Linked DNA regions of Homo sapiens: region 2 is linked to region 1. Evidence: read pairs that join two places in POLR2A ChIA-PET (ENCODE). Cell type or tissue: GM12878. All regions are shown on one strand. Links, peaks and the distances in the headings refer to the core of each region. The heading gives the core; the rest is flanking DNA.

Region 1 (5,388 bases), core at 98-5,097:
GATTAAAGAATACCTAGAAACCTGGTAAGGCATTTGTATTAGTTCATTCTCACACTGCTATAAAGATACTATCTTAGACTGGGTAATTTATTAAGAAAGGAGGTTTAAATGACTCACAGTTCTGCATGGCTGGGAAGGCCTCGGGAAAGTTACAATCATGGCGAAAGGCGAAGGGGAAGCAGGCACGTCTTACATGGTGGCAGGAGAGAGGGAAGAAGGGGGAAGTACCAGAAATTTATCAAACAACCAGATCTCGTGAGAACTCACTCACTACCACGAGAACAACATGGGGAAAACCACCCCCATGATCCAGTCATCTCCCACCAGGTCCCTCCCTCGACATGTGAGGTTTACAATTTGGATTACAATTTGAGATGAGATTTGGGTGGGCACCTAGCCAAACCATATCAGCATTGTTTCAGGATGCATCTGTGAGGATGTTTCCAGAAGAGATTAGCATGTGAGTCTGGATGAACTAGGTGGGGAAAGTGGTCTGGCATCATCCAATCTGCTGGGGGACGCCCCAGAGAACAAAAGCAGAAAAAAGGTGAATGTATCAACCTATCTGCTGGAGCTAGGATACACTCTTCCTCTCTTGTCCTTCAACAACATATATATATCTTCTTGACTCTGTCTCTCTGAAGAACTCTGATACACTTACTCTAACTCAGTGTTGTCAAATATAGCTTGAATATAGGCCTTCTGATATTGTAAATAAAGTTTTATGGCAACACTACCATGCCTGTTTGTCTGTGTATTTTCTATGGCTGCTTTTGCACTACAGTGACAGGGTTGAGTAGTTGCAGCAGAGATCTCATGGCACACAAAGCCTACAGTGTGTACCATGTGGCCTTTTAGGAAAAAATTTGCTTATCTCTGCTCTAATTAATATACCTATGAATGGTAATTTAGCTCCAAATTTTATATTTGGTTGTTTAAAATTTGTTTACATATTAATAAAATGTTGACTTAAATTAATAATTAGCATATTCTTACAATTTGCAAAAAAGAAAACTCTGACCATAGCACATGGTGGCAAGGCTATGAAACAATAGGGACCCCTATAGGCCACTATGGGTAAATTACATATAAATTAAAACAACTTTGTAAAATAAGCAATATCTTAAATGGATAAGTTATGGCATAGTTATAAAATGGGATACTGTACAGGCTGGGCTCATTGGCTCATACCTGTAGTCTCAACAGTTTGGGAGGCCAAGATGGGAGGATCACTTGAGCCCAAGAGTTAGAGATCAGCCTGGGTAACATAGTGAGTCCCCATTTCTACAAAAAATAATAAAAAAAAAAATTAGCTGGGTTTGGTGGCATGCACCTGTGGTCCCAGCTACTTGGGTGTCTACAGTGGGAGGATCCCTTGAGCCTGGGAGATAGAGGCAGCAGTGAGCTGTGATTGTATCATTGCACTCCAACCTGGGTGGCAGAGGAAGACTGTCTCAAAAAAAAAAAAAAAAAGGAATACTAGAATACTATACAGTAGTTAAAAAAAATGACCCACAGTTATATGCATCAACAGAAATAAATCTCACAAATATATGTTGACAAAATACAGCAAGTTGAAGAAAATTTCATACAATATATTACCTTTTAGGTAAAGTTTTAAAAGATGCATAAAATTCTGCATAATTTCTTAGGGATACAGTCATGTTTGAAGATAATTGCAGGGTAATATCAATCACCAAATTTAAGATAGTGGTTCCCAACCAAAATGCCCATGAATGATAGACTGGATAAAGAAAATGTAGCACATAGACACCATGGAATACTATACAGTCATAAAAAAAGATGAGTTCATGCCCTTTGCAGGGACATGGATGAAGCTGGAAACAATCATTCTCAGCAAACTAACACAGGAACAGAAAACCAAACAACCGCATGTTCTCACTCATAAATGGGAGTTGAACAATGAGAACATATGGACACAGGGAGGGGAACATCACACACTAGGGCCTGTCAGGGGGTGGGGGGTAGGGGAGGGATAGTATTAGGAGAAATACCTAATGTAGATGACGGGTTGATGGGTGTAGCAAACCACCATGGCACGTGTATACCTATGTAACAAACCTGCACGTTCTGTACATGTATCCCAGAACTTAAAGTACAATTTAAAAAAAGAATAAATAAATAAATAAATAAATAAGACAGTGGTTTCTCCAAAGGGAGGGAGTTGTAACTGGGGGAGAGAATACAAGAGTTTCAAATGTAAAGGTTAAATTCTACTTCTGAAGCTGGGTAGTGGGTACATGTTATATTACCCCTGTGCTATTCTTTATACTTTTTTGATTGTTTTTAAATGTCACCATAAATTTTATTTTATTAAAAAATAACATTTAGTACAATATAAATTGCTTTAAGTTTATAAAACAGAAATGTTCAATTAAATCAAACACTTGCTTGGTGGATTTGTTATCATGAGTAGACCATGAGCTCATCCAACTTTTAAAAACGAAAATACAAATGGAATTATTTGCATTCAACGGAAGGTGCTGCTATTTGGACCTTGGATTAACTCAGTCTATAAATAACCTCGAAAAAATAATAAACAACAGTCTTGAGATCTTATGCATTGATTCATAGTAGAGGTTATTTTGTAAAAAGGCTAAGATAACTTTGCCATAACCTAACTGTATACTCATACTACAAAAATAATTCAGTTGGCTTAGGTTCAAAATCCAGCCACAGTGTCGCTATTGTGCTGAAAGGTCTTTGCTTGTTGTTATTTCTCACTACTTCTGAAATCCATTACAACCCTTTGGTTATCTTCAGTGCTGTTGGTTCTGTCTAATTATTCCCTAGAGATAGACTAGAAAACACAGATATGAAAGTAAGGCTTGAGATTTTAATGACAGCAGGTTGGAGGTGGGCAGTGAAAGTGACTGACAAGTAGATGATCTTTCTGCATAGACTCTATGCCAAATAAGAAGGTCTACAGTCATAAACATTTATATATTGACAACTTTGGATATAATAATTCTAATAATAGCTTTATAGAGTTTTACAGAAACAGTAATTAATAGATCTTGATATTTCACTTCCTGCTGATGTCTTAGACCTGATTTTAACAGAACCTAAAAATAGTTTCTAATCTGAATTCATTAAATACACTCACACTTAATAGGAAAAGAACACTGAATAACACATTCAAGTGTCAGGATTTAAAAACTCAAGCCAAAAACCATTTGGTTAATCAGGACTTCTCTATTTATTTGTTTATTTATTCTCTATTTCCTAATCATTTAATATCTGACCCACAACACAAATGCAATGCAAAGAAGGCTCCTTAAATGGATTTTTATATAGATCTCAGAATTGCTTCTAATGGCAAAAATGGAAGACAGAACAAATGCAAACCTCCTTTCCCTGCTGCTTCTAAAATTCTGTTTTGGAGAAAGCATGTATTTTAGTAAAGCATAGGAAAGAGCTTGATTTCTTCCTTTGTGACAAATAAAATGGAATAAATACACATTTCTTCCTAACACCTTTTATATTCAAAGGATAAGCAGACTTCTAGAGGAACAAAATGATGTTATTAAATGAAATGCAAATGTTGAAAGAGTATATGCATTATATATCTTAGTGCAAAGCCTTCCGATGCTTGTCAGATCAATTCTGCAACCTCATTACACACTTACACATTTAGGGGATTTCTGCTTTAAATATTCTCACAGTTTTCAAACATTTTCAGCACCTTAGCAGGAAACTCAGAGGCCACTGAACCTGCTAAGGATAAACTTAATACTGGTTGATGCCGGAGCCCAGGTGAAGTCCTGTGCTCCAGAGAGCCTTTAAGAAGATGGTAGTTTATTAAAGTTATCAGACCTGGGGGAAGATGACAGTAATTGGGGGAGAAGATAATTCTTGCAGTTTGAAAGGAACAATCATTTCTTATCTTTGATGTTACAAACTCAGAGGTAATAAGGCAAGATTCATCTTTGCCAAGTTGACCACCAACCCTGAGTCACTAAGACCATGAGCCCTGTTAAAGATAAAAACCAACAAGTAAGGAAATTGATGTTATTCAGACTATCAAAACTAGGAGAAAACCCCACAGTGTCTTGGCAAGGTAGTTTGCCTTACACATTTTTTTTTTTCAGACAGAGTCTCACTCTGTTGCCCAGGCTGGCAGTGGCATGATCTCAGCTTACTGCAACCTCCGCCTCCCAAGTTCAAGCGATTCTCCTGCCTCAGCCTCCTGCGTAGCTAGGACTACAGGCGCGTGCCACCAAGCCCAGCTAGTTTTTTATATTTTTAGTAGAGACAGGATTTCACTGCGTTAGCCAGGATGGCCTCAATCTCCTGACCTCATGATCATCCTGCCTCGGCCTCCCAAAGTGCTGGGATTACAGGTGTGAGCCACCATGCCCGGCCTGCCTTACACTTTCATAGGGAGGTGTAGACACGTTATAAATGGGGTGATTTACAGTTAGGTTATTTTGCAATTAGGAAAATTCTCTGTTAGCCGAAAAGAAAATGTTTATCTCTATGTCTAGCTATATTCAAGGGTACAGGTAGTTCTAATCTCAGATAATCATTCATGAGACAAACAAAAGAGAGGTGGAGGGTCTGTCTCTGGCCTTTGAGCAGGTTCAAGCCAAAGAAGAAAGGTCTATATTTGGCCTTGTCACAGGTGAACAAGGGAGGCCTCCATGCAAGTGTGATAGGAGTCATCAGAAAGTGGACAGCCAATCTGACCTAACTCTATGAGGGAGGATGGCTCTTTGCCATAAACCTTTTCCTGGAACAAAAAAGAGTTGGGGGGGATTTTGGATGACAAAATGTTGTGAGGATTTCTTAACTGTGCTGTTTTATGGGAGCACAGGGCTCAGGTCAAGTTCAACAATGTCAACTCATTTACTCATCTGCTTATCCATCTACACCAAATTGCCCACCTTACCTGGGAACAAAACTAGTTCTCTATTGTCACATTCAATCTTGTCTAATCAACCTTGTCTGATCAGCAGCAACATATCAGAATTACCAAAAGTCAATACTGAAAAGGCCAGACTTCCAATGTTAGTCAGCATTTATTTATACCAAGGTAAGCTCCTAAAATTTATACATAAATTAAATGCTTATAGAATAATTTGGAGGTCTCATGGAATAATGATTACAAGTCTGTGCTCTGCTGTCAGTCTTTCTCTGAATTTGCTCTTTGCAGAACTTTCTATGTCCCTGTTTCCTCATCTCTAAAGTGAGGATATTGCTCTCCCATCCTTACATGGTCATAATGAGGATTAATTTTGATAATGTGTCTAAAACGGCACTTGTCAAACTTTAATGTGTTTCAGAACCCCATTGGCATCTGGTTAAACTGAAGTTTCTGAGTCCACCTGTCTGGGGTGAGGCGTGAGGCTATGCATTTCTAGCAAG
Region 2 (5,388 bases), core at 324-5,323, 85 kb after region 1:
AAGTTTTTTAAGATGATAGAAAGAAGCATAATAATTTCCTAGATAAAATTTGAAATCTGGAGATTAGAAACCTAAAGTTAATTTCTGGTCTATTTAATGAGAGCATTTGCTTGTGACACAGGCCAGCAACACTAGAAAGAAGACAAATGTGAATTTCAGAGTGCCTTAGATTTTCCCACAGAATAATCTAGAGGGTCATTGACTTTCTTTATTAGAGTTTATCTCTGCTTTGTATTTAAATGACAGGACAACCATGTGATATTGTTTAATCTACTTCCATTCCCTTCCCAAATTAATTTTTTAAAGCTCTTAGGATCTTTCTCACTCCACTAAAAACACACATGTAATCATATTTTTGGTAGGTCATACCCTATCAAAGTCTCCTCTTTGTTAAAGAATGCTTGTTTTCAGGCCTGAGAGAGTGGACTCAAGAATGCACAATAGAAGATGAGGCATCATTTGTAAGTTATAATATACTCTAACTTAGCATACTTATGTAAATTATATACTTTCAGATATTTGGAAAATTGATCTTTTTGGGTTGTCCTACACTTCTTAAAAACAGGCAACAAAATAAAAATGCCACTGAATTTAGACTTGAATTGCCAGCTCTGGTAGCAAAGGCTTTTTAACATTTATTCTGTAAACCTGGTCACTGAGCTTGTTGCATCCTGCTGAAAGCAACTTTGAGGGCCTAGGAAAATAATCATTGAAGATGCATTGTTGCTTTTTGTGTGCGTGTGTGCACACTTGCTTTTTAATGATCAGTAAAAAAAATTTAGAAAAGCCTCAGGATGTTCCTTGATTTAAAACTTAATTAAGATAGAAGCTAATAATATCTTTTCCATTTAAATGAATGTTAAAATGCCAGTATTTTAAAGACAAAGAAATTTATGCACCAAAAACATCATCTTTGTGGTATAAACTTCAACCACACCTCTAATCTGTTGCCCATTATTTTCAATATGAAACACTAGGATCTTCTGGGTATGTGTTTATATGAATTACAACTCTCAGCTTTGGCTGTATGATTATATATAACTGAAGTATTATTTATTTGGTGAAATAGGTCCAGAGTGCTTGACCTCTTTTTTGGAAGGCTTACTGTGGAATTTGGAATTTAGGGACAGTAAAGATACGTTGGATAAATAGGTATAAATCTAAAAAAAAACAAAAACAAAAACAAAAAACCACATTCTGATTTAGTAACATCAATGGACCCAAGTCAGCAAACTTTTAATGCATAACAGTGCCACACCCCAAATATTAAAGAGGAGATGAATGGACCCTGTCCCTGGGAATCTTATAGTCAGGGAGAGGACCAGAGTTAGTTATAATTCAGTGGGCTAAGCGTGAGAGTAGAGGTGGTTCAGGTGTGTCCCAGAGAAGGAGCAATTCACTTGGTTCATAGAAGGCTCCAAGAAACAGGTGGCATCTGAGTTGGGTCTCAGAGGATAACTCAACTCGCTTTAGGAGAGGACATTCCACAGTGCGGCATGCATGGGTGAAGGCAGGGAGAGCTGGAGCTGCATGTTCAAGGACATGTGCCAGGAGTTGGTTATGTGGTGGCATTACAGGTGTGAAGTTGCCTGTGCCATAAGATGGAGGTTTGGGCAGGGGCACTGATATTGTTCGGATTTGTGTTCCTGAGCAAATCTCATGTTGAATTGTAACCCCCAGTGTTGGAGGAGGGGCCTGGTTGAAGGTGATTGTTCATGGGGGCAGATTTCCCACTTGCTGTTCTCAGGATAGTGAGTTCTCTCAAGCTCTGGTTGTTTAAAAGTGTATAGTACCTCTCTCTTCTCTCTCTTCCTCCTGCTCCAGTCATGTAGGATGTGCCTGCCTCCTTTTGCCTTCCACCATGATTGTAAGTCTCCTGAGGCCTCCCCAGCCATGCTTCCTGTAGAGCCTGGAGAACTGCGAGCCAGTTAAACCACTTTTCTTTATAAATTACCCAGTCTCAGGTAGTTCTTTATAGCATTGCAAGAACAGACTAATACAAGCATTGACAAAAGGGCTTCTGATGCTGTGGGAAATCCCAGTGAAGAGTTTTGAATAGGGGACTTATGCTCAGATACCTCTAATGTTGGGTTTGGGGATGGGGAAGTACAAGGATAGAGATTAGAGGTACTTTAAGAGGCTGTAGTTGTAGGGGTCTGGAGCTGCTGGCATCACCATGTGTTTTAGTCTGCCTGTGCTGCCATAACAAAATACCTTAGACTGAGTAATTTATAAACAATAGGAATTTATTGCTCACAGTTCTGGAGAATGGGACGTTTAAGATCAAGGCACCAGCAGATTCACTGTCTGGTGAGGGGTTTCTTTCTTTCTTTTTTTTTGAGCTGGAGTCTCGCTCTGTCACCCAGGCTGGATTGCAGTGGCACAATCTCAGCTCACTGCAACCTCTGCCTCCCGGGTTCAAGTGATTCTCCTGCCTCAGCCTCCTGAGTAGCTGGGATTACAGGTGTGTGCCACCATGCTCAGCTAATTTTTGTATTTTTAGTAGAGGTGGGGTTTCACCATGTTGTTCACGCTGGTCTCGAACTCCTGACCTCGTGATCCGCCCGCCTCAGCCTCCCAAAGTGCTGGGATTACAGACATGAGCCACCGCGCCTGGCCTGGACTTGCTTTCTGCTTCGAAGATGATACCTTCTTGCTGTACCCTCACATAAGGTAGAGAGGCTGGGGAGCTTGTTTGAGCCTTTTTTAAAATAAGGGCACTGGTCCCATTCATGAGGATGGAGCCCTCATTATTTATCACTTTCCAAAGTCCCCACCGTTAATACTATTACACTGGGCATTAGGTTCCAACATATAAATTTGGGGGGATACCAACATGTAGACCATAGCACCATGTTGTGATTTTTCCTTCTCGTGGGAGGCGGATGGGCCCATCCATGACTGTCATCTGTTCCATCCCAGATAACAGGCTGTGTGCATGTAGTAAGGGAAGAGAACATGTGTTCCCCACAGATTCTCCGTCAATTCTTCTGTGTTTAGATATCACAACTAATTGGGTTTTGTAAAAGAATAGTGAGGGACATGCCCCTCAGCTCCCAGAGGATATACAAGTCTCATGGTTGGATGTTGCACAGTGGTTGTCAAGGCCTAAATAACAGAAGGGATGAGAAGCTCTCCTTCCACCCCCTACTGCCTTGCCAGACCTGCAGAGACTTTGTTGGGAGGCAGGGGCACCTTACTCTGGGGACCACCTCTCCCCATTTTTCTGTTGGATTGCTTTTTCTTTTTTCTTTCTTTTTTTTTTTTTTTTTTTTTGAGATGGAGTTTTGCTCTTGTTGCCCAGGCTGGAGTGCAATGGCGCGATCTTGGCTCACTGCAAACTCCACCTCCTAGGTTCAAGCAATTCTCCTGCCTCAGCCTCCCTAGTAGCTGGGATTACAGGTGTGCACCAAGACGCCTGGCTAATTTTTTTAATTTTTAGTAGAGATGGAGTTTCACCATGTTGGCCATGCTGGTCTTGAACTCCTGACCTCATGATCCGCCCGCCTCAGCCTCCCAAAGTGCTGGGATTACAGATGTGAGCCACCATGCCCAGCCGATGAGATTGCCCTTTTTTTTTTTTTTTGAGATGGAGTCTCACTCTGTCACTCAGGCTGGAGTGCAGTGGCGTGATCTCGGCTCACTGCAACCTCCGCCTCCTGAGTTCAAGCGATTCTCCCGCCTCGGCCTCCTGAGTAGCTGGGACTACAGGCACATGCCACTAAGCCCGGCTAATTTTTTGTATTTTTAGTAGAAACAGGGTTTCACCATGTTAGCCAGGCTGGTCTTGAACTCCTGACCTCAGGTGATCTGCCCTACTTGGCCTCTGAAACTGCTGGGATTACAGCCATGAGCCACTGTGCCTGGCTGAGATTGCTTTTTTTTTTTTTTTTTTTTTTTTAACTCAGCCTATTTCCTTAAAATCCATCCAAGTTGCATGTATCAATAGTTTATTCCCTCTGCCTGAGTAATATGCCAGGGTATAAAGGTACTGCAGTTTGTTTAACCATTCACACGTTGAAGGATGTCTGGGTTGTTTCCAGTTTGTGGCTGTTAAGAATAAAGTTACTATGATGGCCGGATGCGGTGGCTCATACCTGTAATCCCAGCACTTTGGGAGGCTGAGGTGGGTGGATCACAAGGTCAGGAGTTCAAGCCCAGCCTGGCCATGATGGTGAAACCCCGTCTCTATTAAAAACATAAAAATTAGCCAGGTGTGGTGGCAGGCACCTGTAATCCCAGCTACTTGGGAGGCTGAGGCAAGAGAATCACTTGAACTCGGAGGGCAGAGGTTGCAGTGAGCCGAAATTGGGCCACTGCACTACAGCCTGGGCAACAGAGTGCGACTCTGTCTCAAAAAAAAAAAAAAAAAAAAAGTTACTATGAACATTTTTGAACAAGTTTTTACGTGAGCCTAAGTTCTCATTTCTCTGGGATAAATTCTGAGGAGAGCAATTTTTGGGTTGTTTAGATTGATAAGAAACTTCCAGTCACTTTTCCTGAGTGGCTGTACCACTTTTACAGTCCCACCAGTGATATATGAGAGATCTATTTTCTCTGCACCCTCACCAGCATTTGGTGTTATTGTTTTTTATTTGTCTTTCTGGTAGATATGTAGTGATATCTCATTGTGGTTTTATTTTACATTTTCCCATGGCTAATGATGTTGAATATCTTTTCATATGCTTTTTTACCATCTGTATATCCTTCTTGGTGAGATATCTGTTTGTCATTTGCCCATTTTCTGATTGGACTGTTGCTTTTTACTATTGAATTTTGAGACTATGTATTCTAGATAGAAATCCTTTGTTAGATATGGATTGCAAATATTTTTCTCCCAGTTTTCTTAGAAAAGTTTTAATTTCAATATGGCCAAAGCTGTCATTCTTTTTCTTTATGGTTTACATTTTCTCTGTCTAGTTAAAAAACTCCTTTATGATTTTGAGTTCATAAAAATATCCTCTGAAAGGTTTTAGTTTCACACCTTTGAGTTTTTAACCCATCTGTAATTGATTTTTGAGTCTTGTATGAGATCGAGTCCAATTTAATTTTTTCTCAAATAGATATGAGCAGTTGTTTGACCACAGTTTATTGAATGAGTCATCTCTTCATTTCACACTAATTTCACAGTGCTGCTCCCAGCATGCATCAGTTTCATAAATGCATGCATTGGTTTCTGGTGTGTGGAGTCTGCCCCCTCTGCCTGTTTGTCTGCCCGTTTGCCAGTACGTTAGTTTTTTTACCTTGCATTGTAGCAGTTTTGCAAGCCCCATCTTTTGTTTTTTTCTTCCTTTTCTAGAAGTGTCTTGATCTTTTTTAGTCTTTCTCAGTTTCCCTGTTCAAGTTTGTGTTTGGAGTTGCATTAAATTAGTAGATCAGTCAGAGGAT

Evidence for each region. Peaks named below come from ENCODE experiments on the same cell type or tissue, not always from the same donor. Only the 100,000 strongest peaks of a DNase experiment are listed, where the experiment ranks them.
Region 2: POLR2A ChIA-PET joins it to region 1 with 6 read pairs; 7 of 35 experiments call an interaction of 5 or more read pairs at or near these places.

What each region holds. Positions count from the first base shown.
Region 1 is chr20:10,357,117-10,362,504 of GRCh38, forward strand. No RefSeq gene overlaps it. Among named protein-coding and RNA genes, the nearest start is that of MKKS, 74 kb to the right of the region's middle. In GM12878, for the core only: no CTCF peak of the experiment used is centred there; a DNase peak (open chromatin) is centred at 2,825.
Region 2 is chr20:10,442,057-10,447,444 of GRCh38, forward strand. All of the region lies in intron 1 of SLX4IP (SLX4 interacting protein), which reads left to right. Among named protein-coding and RNA genes, the nearest start is that of SLX4IP, 9.4 kb to the left of the region's middle. In GM12878, for the core only: a CTCF peak has its summit at 5,210; a DNase peak (open chromatin) is centred at 5,155; H3K4me3 peaks cover 702 bases; H3K27ac peaks cover 1,747 bases.